Regions from separate parts of the Mus musculus genome. Here all the other regions are linked to region 2. The links are chromatin loops, found by intact Hi-C in ENCODE. Cell type or tissue: left cerebral cortex. All regions are shown on one strand. Region 1 has its middle 61 kb from the start of Oxsm. Region 2 holds the start of Lrrc3b (leucine rich repeat containing 3B). Region 3 overlaps Lrrc3b (leucine rich repeat containing 3B). Region 4 has its middle 47 kb from the start of Oxsm.

Evidence for each region. A loop is a pair of places that touch in the nucleus more often than their neighbours do. Peaks named below come from ENCODE experiments on the same cell type or tissue, not always from the same donor. Only the 100,000 strongest peaks of a DNase experiment are listed, where the experiment ranks them.
Region 1: a loop joins it to region 2, with 2.2 times the contacts of the local background. A loop is called at or near these places in 2 of 42 quality-filtered maps.
Region 3: it touches region 2 in a loop (2.5-fold over the local background); 6 of 42 quality-filtered maps call a loop at or near these places.
Region 4: it touches region 2 in a loop (2.6-fold over the local background); 3 of 42 quality-filtered maps call a loop at or near these places.

What each region holds. Positions count from the first base shown.
Region 1 is chr14:16,180,946-16,183,445 of GRCm38, reverse strand. No RefSeq gene overlaps it. Among named protein-coding and RNA genes, the nearest start is that of Oxsm, 61 kb to the left of the region's middle. In left cerebral cortex, no CTCF peak of the experiment used is centred here; DNase peaks (open chromatin) are centred at 591, 1,054 and 1,311.
Region 2 is chr14:15,438,119-15,440,618 of GRCm38, reverse strand. It overlaps Lrrc3b (leucine rich repeat containing 3B), which reads left to right and starts at 1,632. Exons shown (of 2, transcript NM_146052.4): 1 at 1,632-2,046. All of the region lies in intron 1 of B230110C06Rik (RIKEN cDNA B230110C06 gene), which reads right to left. In left cerebral cortex, a CTCF peak has its summit at 1,535; DNase peaks (open chromatin) are centred at 511, 1,634 and 2,419; H3K4me3 peaks cover 1,320 bases; H3K27ac peaks cover 1,370 bases.
Region 3 is chr14:15,371,914-15,374,413 of GRCm38, reverse strand. The region is part of intron 1 of Lrrc3b (leucine rich repeat containing 3B); the gene reads left to right. Among named protein-coding and RNA genes, the nearest start is that of Gm31577, 51 kb to the right of the region's middle. In left cerebral cortex, no CTCF peak of the experiment used is centred here; DNase peaks (open chromatin) are centred at 775 and 1,175; H3K27ac peaks cover 1,327 bases.
Region 4 is chr14:16,195,321-16,197,820 of GRCm38, reverse strand. No RefSeq gene overlaps it. Among named protein-coding and RNA genes, the nearest start is that of Oxsm, 47 kb to the left of the region's middle. In left cerebral cortex, a CTCF peak has its summit at 1,103 (motif pointing right); a DNase peak (open chromatin) is centred at 1,102.

The sequences.
Region 1 (2,500 bases), 740 kb before region 2:
AGTGTTACAGTATTTTTAGGGGAAGACCTTCTCCAACAATCTTCAATGAACCAGCTTTCTGAGATGGTCTGAGTTTGTGTATATGCCTTTATTTTGGGTGGGCTGGTATGCATATACTTTATTTGGGATGAATCAGGGATGTAGATGGACTTTGAAAAGTTGGAAGGAGTTTTCAGGGTAAATGAAAATCATTGACTGGAGCTTAAATGCCTCCTTTGCAAGGAGATGCATTCCAGGAATCCCAGGTACTTCCTGGATGGGTTCTTATAGGGAAAGAGGAAGTTGAACTTGTAGGTCTGCCAAGGACTATATGACCTTCTCCAAGTAGAGTGTGGAGGTTCAGGCTCCCCAGACAAGGTGAGAAAAGGAGAAATCCTGCTGGTAAAGGGAAGTTCCCCATTTTGCTCTGAGCTCAGAAAGCTATCGGGACAACAGTAGACTGTGACCTTAATTAGCAAGGTCCAACGTTTTTTTTAGTTGCTGTTTTCTGTTTTTATATTTTATTTATATTGTGTGTGTGTGTGTGTGTGTGTGTGTGTGTGTGTGTGTGTGTATGTTGTGCCTACATGCATGCAGTGCCCACAGAGGCCAGAAGAAGACTGCAGTTCCAGATGGTTGTGGACCTATGTGGGTGCTGGAAATGAAACTTTGGTTTTCTGGAATAGCAGCCAACAAATTCTCACAATCCCTGACCAGTTTTCCAACTACAAATCTGGCATTAAAAAAAAAACAACAACATTATTTAACCTGTGTGTACATTTTAATTTTTTCTCTAAGATGATATATCAATTTTTATTTCATGTTTCTTCTTTGTTTTTGGATTTGGATGTGTTTTATTTTACTAGAGCCTAGTTACCCTCCTGGAAATGTTAGTTTGCAGGAGACTCAGGCCACTATTTTTATTTTGGTGTTGCTATAGTTAGAATGTAAGCTGTCTACCGTAGATGTGTTATATGCTTGGTCAGTAGCTCATTTTCTTGTTCTGAGAGAGTCTGGGAAGTAGCTGAGGAGGTAGGCACAGGTTGAGCCACTTTGTGAGGCTGTACCAGGTCCTCATTGTTCTCTCTCCTTGCTGTTTCAGTTGGTGTCCACCACGTGGTAGAGATGCTTTTTCTGTGGTCCTCTACAGCCAGTCTGCTCTCCTCAAGTGCACAGGGACAAGTGACTATGAACTCAACACTCTAATGCTGAGCTATAATATAACTTTAACTTGCTTCTGCTAGGCTTTTTTTCTTTAAATGTGTTTGAGTGTTTGCCTGCACGTAGGTCTGAACTATGCATGTGACTAGTGCTTATAGCAGCCTAAAGAGGGCATTGTGTACTACTGGAAGTGGAGCTACAGGCATCATGTGCTTCCTAGGAGTTAAATCTGGGTCCTGTGGAAAAGCAGCCAGTGCTTTTAACTGCTGAGCCCTCTCCCTCTGGGCTGGGTATCTCACCACAGTGACAGAAACAGTAATTGAGATAGCTATGTTCATACTAGTCAGGTGCTCTAACACTGAGTTCACTCCAAGCCTTAAGGCATCAGCGTTGTTTGTGGATCTAGGCAGCTAGAGAAGCTTTGTGGTACCCTTTCTTCTGCTTCTAGCAGGTTGCTGCATCCTCAGCACTGGTGTCCTATTCAGAATGTTCAGTATCTAGTAGTTATCATTAAGCTGTTCTAATGCTCTCTGATGTTTTTACCAAGACTTTCATGGCAAACCCCAAAAGTGGGAAGAAAGAGTCATGGAGACAAACTTGAACTAGAACTCTATTTCTTCTTTTTCCTGGTGGGTGACCTTGGGTACTTATATCACATCCAGCCATACCTTTTTCCTTTTTGCTTGTATTACCTTTCCTTCTGTCTTTATCTATGTCTCATAAATAAATGAGTGATAAGTGAGGATTAGAAGTTAATATGATTTTATTTGTATTTTTGTGTTTGCATTTGTGCATGTAGGTGTTAGATCTTCTGGAGCTGGGATCACAAGAGGTTGTGCAGCTTTGTGTGGGTACTTTGAATTGAACCACAGTCCTATGAAAGAGGACCTTAACTCCTAAGGGACATCTTCACTGCCAGATTTCTTAAATAATGCTTTTAAAATTTATTCTTACAGGATTTCATATATATACACAGAGTACTATGATCATGTTTATTCCCAGTCCCTCCTAGGCTCCTCTACCTTCACATCCCCTCTACCTTCATGCCCTTATTCTCTGTTTTTATTACCCAGAGTCCATTAGTGCTTCAGATTTGGAGCATGGGAAACTTATGCCCTCCAAAGAATAATGATTCTATATCACTCAACAGCCACCTGCTGACTATAATAGCTCCTCAGATAGCGGTTGGACCTAGTAAATGTCTCTCCTATACATACTTCAATGGAGTTGTCATGTCCAGAAGACAATGTCTCACAGCATTCTCCAGCCTCTGGATCTCATTCTTCCTGTACCCTCTTCTATGACAAAGCAGACCAGAATAAGGGATAGCTTAGCCACCTTAGACTCCACTTAACTAGAG
Region 2 (2,500 bases):
TGAAGGTCAGAGATGCTAAGTTCTCTCTCTGGTTCACTAATTAGATTATAAGTAGGGCTTCCAAGAAGCTATCTTTCTCCGGTTTCATTCTTTTAATTGGACATCAGCAGAAGCAGAGGAAACAACCAATCAGCTTCTCATATTAAAGAACATCCTTTGCTGAGCCGGACTTGATTTCTGGTTGCTACAAAACAAATCTAAGTTTATAACAGAGGTGACAAACTCTAGGGCCTGTCATTTATCCTTTTTATAGCATGGGTGATACCAACATTCAGCAAGTCAAGTTGACAACTTGACGAACCAACCAAACCAGAAAGCTACTGTATAGTTTATCTGAGCCATAGTCAGACATTTGTCTTAAGTTGAACCAAATTTATGCCTTATGGACATTACTAAGAGGTGAGTGCTCCACAAGTGCTATTTCATTTAAAACACAGCATCAACCAAAGATTCAAATGTAGGATAGCATAATCAACAGTTGGAAAGACTTGGATGCAAGCCAGCTCTGTGAGATTATGTCGGGTTTCATCTTGAGCTCTGGAACTCTTTAGATAAACTTACACCGATTACCCACGGCGGAGGTCATCTATAACAGTTCAATATGTGATATTTTATTGTATATTCCTATGAAATGTTTCACTATTCATCTTGTACTCTCTTCCAACCTTCCATTGCTTATACAACCTTCCATTGCTTATACAGCAGTCTAGTGAGCATCTCTTCAGATAAATTTTGTGGATGTTCTCAGTTATTTCCTGACTTGTGAGAAGTAGAATCACTGGCACAGTATTACAGACAAATTTTATACTTTCAATGGGAATGCCAAGTTTTCCTTTGAGTAATTAGACCAAATTACATACCTGCTATTCATATATATTTATTTCTAGGTCCTGATTTCTCAGTTTAAAAGTGTTGAAAAGTGATGACAATTCAAATCCAGACTAATAAAATCATATTGTGAAATGTTAGAAATACAAGTCATAGAATATAAAGGTGTATAATGTGGAGCTGCTAGACAAATCACAGCTGCTGGGGGGACTCAGTGGTTTACAGTTTTGCAATGTGGCCAGACCCAGCATACTTCTAAACCTGCATAAAACAGCATCGTTGCAAATGGGGAAATGCTGCAAGCTTTAATATGCTTGATAGAGGTCACCAAATGATAAAGACTTTCTGGTGAGTCCCCATCTGGAATGGGTTTGTTCTAGCTGCTAGCTGCAGTGTGCCTGACTCTTGCCCTGTGCACCCAGTAAGTCATTTTTAGTTAATTAAAAATGTTTGCTTTTCCTCCCCGTTGACAGCAATGGACCTAGGCTAAACAGTTCCCTCTGGTCTCAGTAGTCAGGAAATGGAAGAAAGAATGGGGCCATAGCAACATGTCCTGGAACTGGGCAAGAGGAAGCAAGAGAGGAGGAGGAGGCTAACTAATGTTCCTAGCTCAGCTCTGCTTCTCCAGCAAAGGCTGAATGAAACTCCTCCCCTCCTTATTCAGGATCTCCAGCTAGGAGGCAGAAGAGCAGTGCCAGTTAGGTGATAGCCAGCTCCACCAGTCACGTTCACTCGCTCTAGCTCGTCCCTGAAGCCTCGCCCCTCCTCCATTCCCAGTCCAGGTTTGGAGGCGAGTCCCCTCTAGTGACTGAGCCGCCTGCACGTTGGCGAGTAGCTTTCTGCCTCCCTCGCATCTTTGTCTCCTCCTCCAGTGAGGTTCCGGCGCCCCGCACAGGGTCTGCAGCGGCCGCCGCAGCAGTAAAAGCCAAGTCGTGCCCCACACGGCAGCCCAGGGCCGCACCCTCACTCGGTGGCAGCGCGCAAAGACGCCAGCCGCGCCACGCACCGCCTGCGTCCTGCGCCCCGGCCACAGCGCATTCACGCCGCCGCGGCGGTCGCTCCGGAGCGGAGCCCGGCCGGCGGGCCGGGTCAGGGAGGGTAGTCCAGTTTGCAGTCGGCTGGAGCTAGCAGCACGCACACCCCTAGGCTTATGCATCAAACGCCTCCTCCCTGCGCCACGAGGATGGAGCAGCCATCCCAACCCAGGACTGGCGCAAGGTAAGGTGCAGCCGCCTGTTGCTTTATGCAGAGCGCGGGCTCAGCTCCCAGTCAGGGTGCTTAGGCCATCTCTCTGGGAAGCAGAGAATGGTCACCGCAGTTCTGAGCCGTGTGGAGCCAAACCTCCAGGTCTTTTTGACACAGATCTTTGGAGAGACCCTGCCTGGAGAAGGGAAGTCGACCCTTTTCGCTCTTGTGCAACCAGGTGCCTTGCAGCAGTCTGCAAACTTTTGTGACCCTCCCTTCCTGGTTCTCACCTGGTGCGGTATCTGTTCAGTTCTCGCGTGCGCCCTTCCCCCAGCTACCCTAGCCTTAAGGCATCTGCCCATTTCTCTCACTGTGTTCTTGCAGTTCGACTTTTTGCTTCCTACAGCTCCGGATTCAGAGGCAAGGGCTTAGGATCTAGTAGTGCTTCTCTTGCCTGTCGCAGATGGGAAGGGGTAGGGCTAACCAG
Region 3 (2,500 bases), 66 kb after region 2:
CAGCCTCCTCCCTGTGTGTACTGGGAGCTGAGCAGCTTACCAGTGGCTGAATTGACTCATTTGAATCTCATCACTCTTCATTTCCTTGTCCTCCCTTTTGGTACTCATGATAATGACTGGGGAAAATGGCCAGGGACCACCAAGGAGACAGATGGGAAAGGGTGACATAATCAATAGTTGAAATAGTCAAAAAACTGGCCTTGACACTACCACCCAGTGCAGTCTTATCTCATCCATCCCTGGTTACTGAGCAGAGCAGCCACACAAGCAGCAGCTTCTCTGCAATCTCCACAAAGATCCTTGGCAACTTCTTTCTTGCATTGTTTCTGTGAAGATATCTCATTGAAGATTTCTTGGTAGCCATTTCAAAAATGACTCACTCGGGTGTTGCTGTTACACCTGTAAGGATGACATGGCTGTTCTAAGTCTGGGAGACAAGATAGGGCAGTGGGGGGTGAATATGATCAATGCATGTTATATGTTTGGATGAAGCTGACTTTATGCATATTTACTATATACTAATGAGCATGTAAATCATTGAAGATTAATAATAGTGGGATGATTATCCTAGTAGCTTCAGCTGCATATTTGACATAGCCTAGAATCATGTGAGGGAGTCTCAGTTGGGGGGAAGGTCTAGGTCAGAATTTGTTTTGATGATTGGTATAGAGGGCTTAGTCCAATGTGGGCAGTGCCATTCCTAGCAGCTGTTCCTGGGTCTTATATAAGGAAGGAAGCTGAGCATGACCTTGAGAACAAGACTGAGCGAGTCAGAATATAGCATTCACCCACAGGCCTTGAGTTCCTGATTCCTGCCTTGAGTTCCTGACTTGACTTCTCTTAATGATGGATTGTGAGTTTGCAGTGTAAGCCAAAAAACCTTTCCCTCCTCTAAAGTGTTTTTGGTTATGTTGTTTGTCACAATAGAATGAATCTAAGACAATGAATGTTCACAAATATGCCCACATCTTCCAACCATCATAGCATCTCCCCTTTTCTGGCCAGCCAAGAAAGATCCACTGGAGAGGGGAGCAGGCACATATTTTAAATAGAAGATCACAGAAAATAATGCTGTTCCTCTGTGCTGGGGACAAGCTCCTCCTTGGAATGAACAACTTGCCAGCACCAGCAGAAGGCAATGGCTGTCCCCAGCTCACCCCCATAATCACTGCCTGGAGTCTGCTTTCCAGCTCCTGTGTGCTTCTGGCAGTGGAGCTGCAAGTGTGGCTTTTGCTGCCACTCATGCTTATCTGTTGCAAACTGATTCTGTTTGGCAAGTATCAGCTGTCCATGTGACAAGAGCCCCAGTTTTCCTGTCACAGGCAAGTGCCAGATATTTTAGTTTGCACGGGGATGCTGACCCCAGGGGATCCAGCAGCTGGGCATGGGAACCCTCTAGATGTAGTTGCTCTACATGCCCAGGGTCCATGATGAATTCTTTCTCTCCAAACACAATGAAAAGAGAAAACAATCCTTTTATAGGCCCATCTCTCCTTGCATTTCACTCCCTGTGAGTGCACCTTCATGTTTCAAGTGTGTGTATTCCTGAAACTTGTAGGCAAGGCCTGTAGGCAAGGGTTGGGGACAGTGTATATAGACACCAGAATCAGTACTGATGTATTGATATCACCTGGCTTCCTGCTGAACAGGGGAACCTCGAGTGGCTTCTGATCTGACTACTTTAACAAACTCCATTTACCAGTGTCTTGGGTCTTCTCTTTTTGTTTTGAATCTAAGCTTATGAGGAACCACTCCCAGTTAGTGAATCTCTGTTCTTCCCTTCTTCATTTGTTTCCCTGTGGACTGCACACAGCTCAGATGAGGCAGAAGTCAGCCTTGAGTAACATCGAAGACCAGCTCTACCCATGAGCATTTGAGATTCAGGAGATGTTTTGCCCTGTTTTCAGCCACTCCATCCTTCACTGAGCAGCTTGACTTGGGCACAGCTGGGGATACCCACAGCTATGGTGTTCAGATGGTCTGCTATCTGGACCATGTGTGGATGTCTTGCTCTACTTTCTCCAAACATCCCATCTGTAACTTTAGGAACTGTTGTGCTCAAAACAGTGAAAGGAAAAGAGGCACTCAGTGGGTTGTGCTCCTCAGCCCTGTTTTGTAATGAGGGAATCTGGGAGACCATGCCAGATGCTGGCTCTCACTATCTTTGTCTCAGTAAAAATAAGATACCTGTCCAAACCTATGTGCGGACTGACTGTATCGAAAAACTGGCTTGGTATGTTAGCTGTTGGCATTCTGCATCCTTATGTTGACGGAACCTTTGTGAGTCAAGCAACAGGTGAGGCAGCAAAGGAGTCTGTCCCGGAGAAGCAGAAAGGCTATTGGACAGGAAATGGTCATTCCAGAACAAGATGCTGTAAACTCCCATGCGACCAGATATCAGCCTCCATGAACTAGACCCCACCTCCTCCATTTCCTTGCGGGCTAGGCTCAGTGTGTTTCTTTGATTATGCTTTCATGAGGGATGGCTCTCAGTTAGTAG
Region 4 (2,500 bases), 760 kb before region 2:
CAGAAATGCAGAATATAGAAAATGAGAGAGGGGGAAGGGTGAGAGAGAGATGGAGGGAGGGAAGGAGTGAAGAAGAAGAAGAGGGAGAGGGAAAGAGGGAGAGAGAGAGAGAAAGAGGGAGAGGAGGAAGAGGAAGAAGAGGGTTGTAGAGTGGAGAGATTTATCAAGGTCCAAAGCTTGTTATAAGTGTGTTCCTGAACACGTATGTGCTGCACAGTTAACAGAGGTAACAACAGCACATGGTGTTCTTAAGAGTGTTAGCCTTTTAAATTATAATTTGTTATTTATATGTTTCTGTGTGGGTTTATGTGTGTCAATCAAGAAGTGGGTGCCAGATCGCAGTTGTGAAGTGGCCAACCTGAGAATTAGAAACTGAACTTGCGGGGCTAGAGAGATGGCTCAGTGGTTAAGAGCACTGATGGCTTTTCCTGAGGTTCTGAATTCAGTTCCCAGTAACTATAATATGGTGGCTCGTAACCATCTTTAATACGATTTGATGCCCTCTTCTGGTATGTCTGAAGACATCTACAGTGTACTCATATACGTAAGATAAATGAATAAATCTTAGAAAGGAAGAAAGAAAGAAAGAAAGAAAGAAAGAGAAAAAGAAAGAAAGAAAGAAAGAAAGAAAGAAAGAAAGAAAGAAAGAAAGAAAGAAAGAAAGAAACTGAACCTGGATTCTTTGTAAAAGCAGCAAATACTCTTCTTAACTGCTGAGCTGTCTCTCCAGCTCCAGAACTGTCAATTTTAAGGTTTATTGTCATATACAAGGGTCTCTATGAGAGATATTAGCATATGGATATGCTAACTACCTTGATTGCAGTAATCATTTCATAATATATACAGTGGTCAAAATGTTATGCTGTAAAGTTTAGATACACGCACTTTTAAATTCGTAAATAATATTGGCGGCACATGCTTTTAATTCCAGCAATTGGGAGGTAGAGGCAGGTGGATCTCAGTGTTGGTGACCAGTCTGCTCCACAGAGAGAGTTCCAGGCCAGCCAGGACCACATAGAAAAACCCTATCTTGAAAACAAAACAAAACAAAACAAAAAATCTTATGAACACTAAAGTAAAATAAATCCAAACGGCCACATGATGGAGCCAAAGCCTTGATGGTTAATAGGCCTTTCACTTAAACTGAACTAGTTTATTTTTAAAAATGTTTGAGTAAATGTTTCTTTGTCACGTTTTCAACATAACACTTTGTTTCTAACAATGTTTTTATGTCACAAGGTAGACCTGATTTGTCCTTATTCTTTCAAACTTGAAAAACTGTAATTTTTAAACCCCGTGTAGCATAGGCGTGGTGTGGTGCAAAAGGCACAATCATGTTTACTTATTAAGGACAAGACCAGCAGAATCCATGAAAAATGGAAATTCCATTCCTCAAAAAATTTCCCTATGGTGTCTCTCCAGCAAGAGACATTCACAAGTAGAAAGCTACTTGTGCCCTGCTTGAACAACACCCTCTATGTTTGCTGATACAGCTACTGAAAAGAGCCAATGAAAACCTGAAGACTCACTGGCTAAACTCTTTCATTTTACTCTCCAAATGAAACTGAGTTCTGGAGAAAAGCAGGACATGGATTGCAAGTTAGTGGGTACTAGAGATGTAATGTTTTGCTTTGCAGTTCTTGTAGACTTTAGCACGGACACTTGTTCAACAAATGTTCTCTAGTTTTTACTAGGCTTAGGACTGTGAATGCAGGTCTGGGAAATGAATTTTAAAGCAAAAACTGCCACCTTCTGGAACTGCAAATGCCACCAGCACTCACGGGTATCAGGGGCACAGAGCACAAAAACTCATGTGCTATGGAGGTCGAGAGTCATGAGTGTCGTTAGTTTTAAGAAGCATATTGTTTGTTTTAGAATATTTTGACTTTCCTTAAACATTATCCTTTTCTATAAGAAGAAATAAAGGGGAAGCAATATGTTTTCATTCTGGAGTTTTTTATATCAGCCCTCTAAGTTGGAGATCTGATTTTGGTAACCTTCAGTATTGGAGTGTTGATAAAAGATGGCATATAGAAAGGAAGTCAGATGCAGAGCCATTCCTCCGAGCTTTCAGTGACAGTGAAGATACTGGTAGGAGGAATCACTGTTGCAGAATGTTTGCTGACTCAGCTGGTGTAAGAGCTGGAAATCTGTGCTGGCTGGTCTTAAGTCAACTGACAAACAGGTTAGTGTTATCTCAAAGGAGAGAACCTTTACTGAGAAAATGCTTCCACAAGACAAAGCTGTAAGGCATTTTCTTAATTAGCTATTGATGGGGGTGGGTCCAGCCCATTGTGGGTAGTGCCATACTGAGGTGGTGGTCCTGTGTTCTATCTAAAGAAAGCAATCCAGTAAACAGCACCCCTTCATGGCCTCTTCATCAGCTCCTGCCTTGATTGAGCTTCTATCCTGACTCCCTTCAATGATGAGCACTGATGTTGATGTGTAAGCCAGATAATTCCTTTTCTCCCCAACTTGGTTTTATGTTATGGTTTTTCAG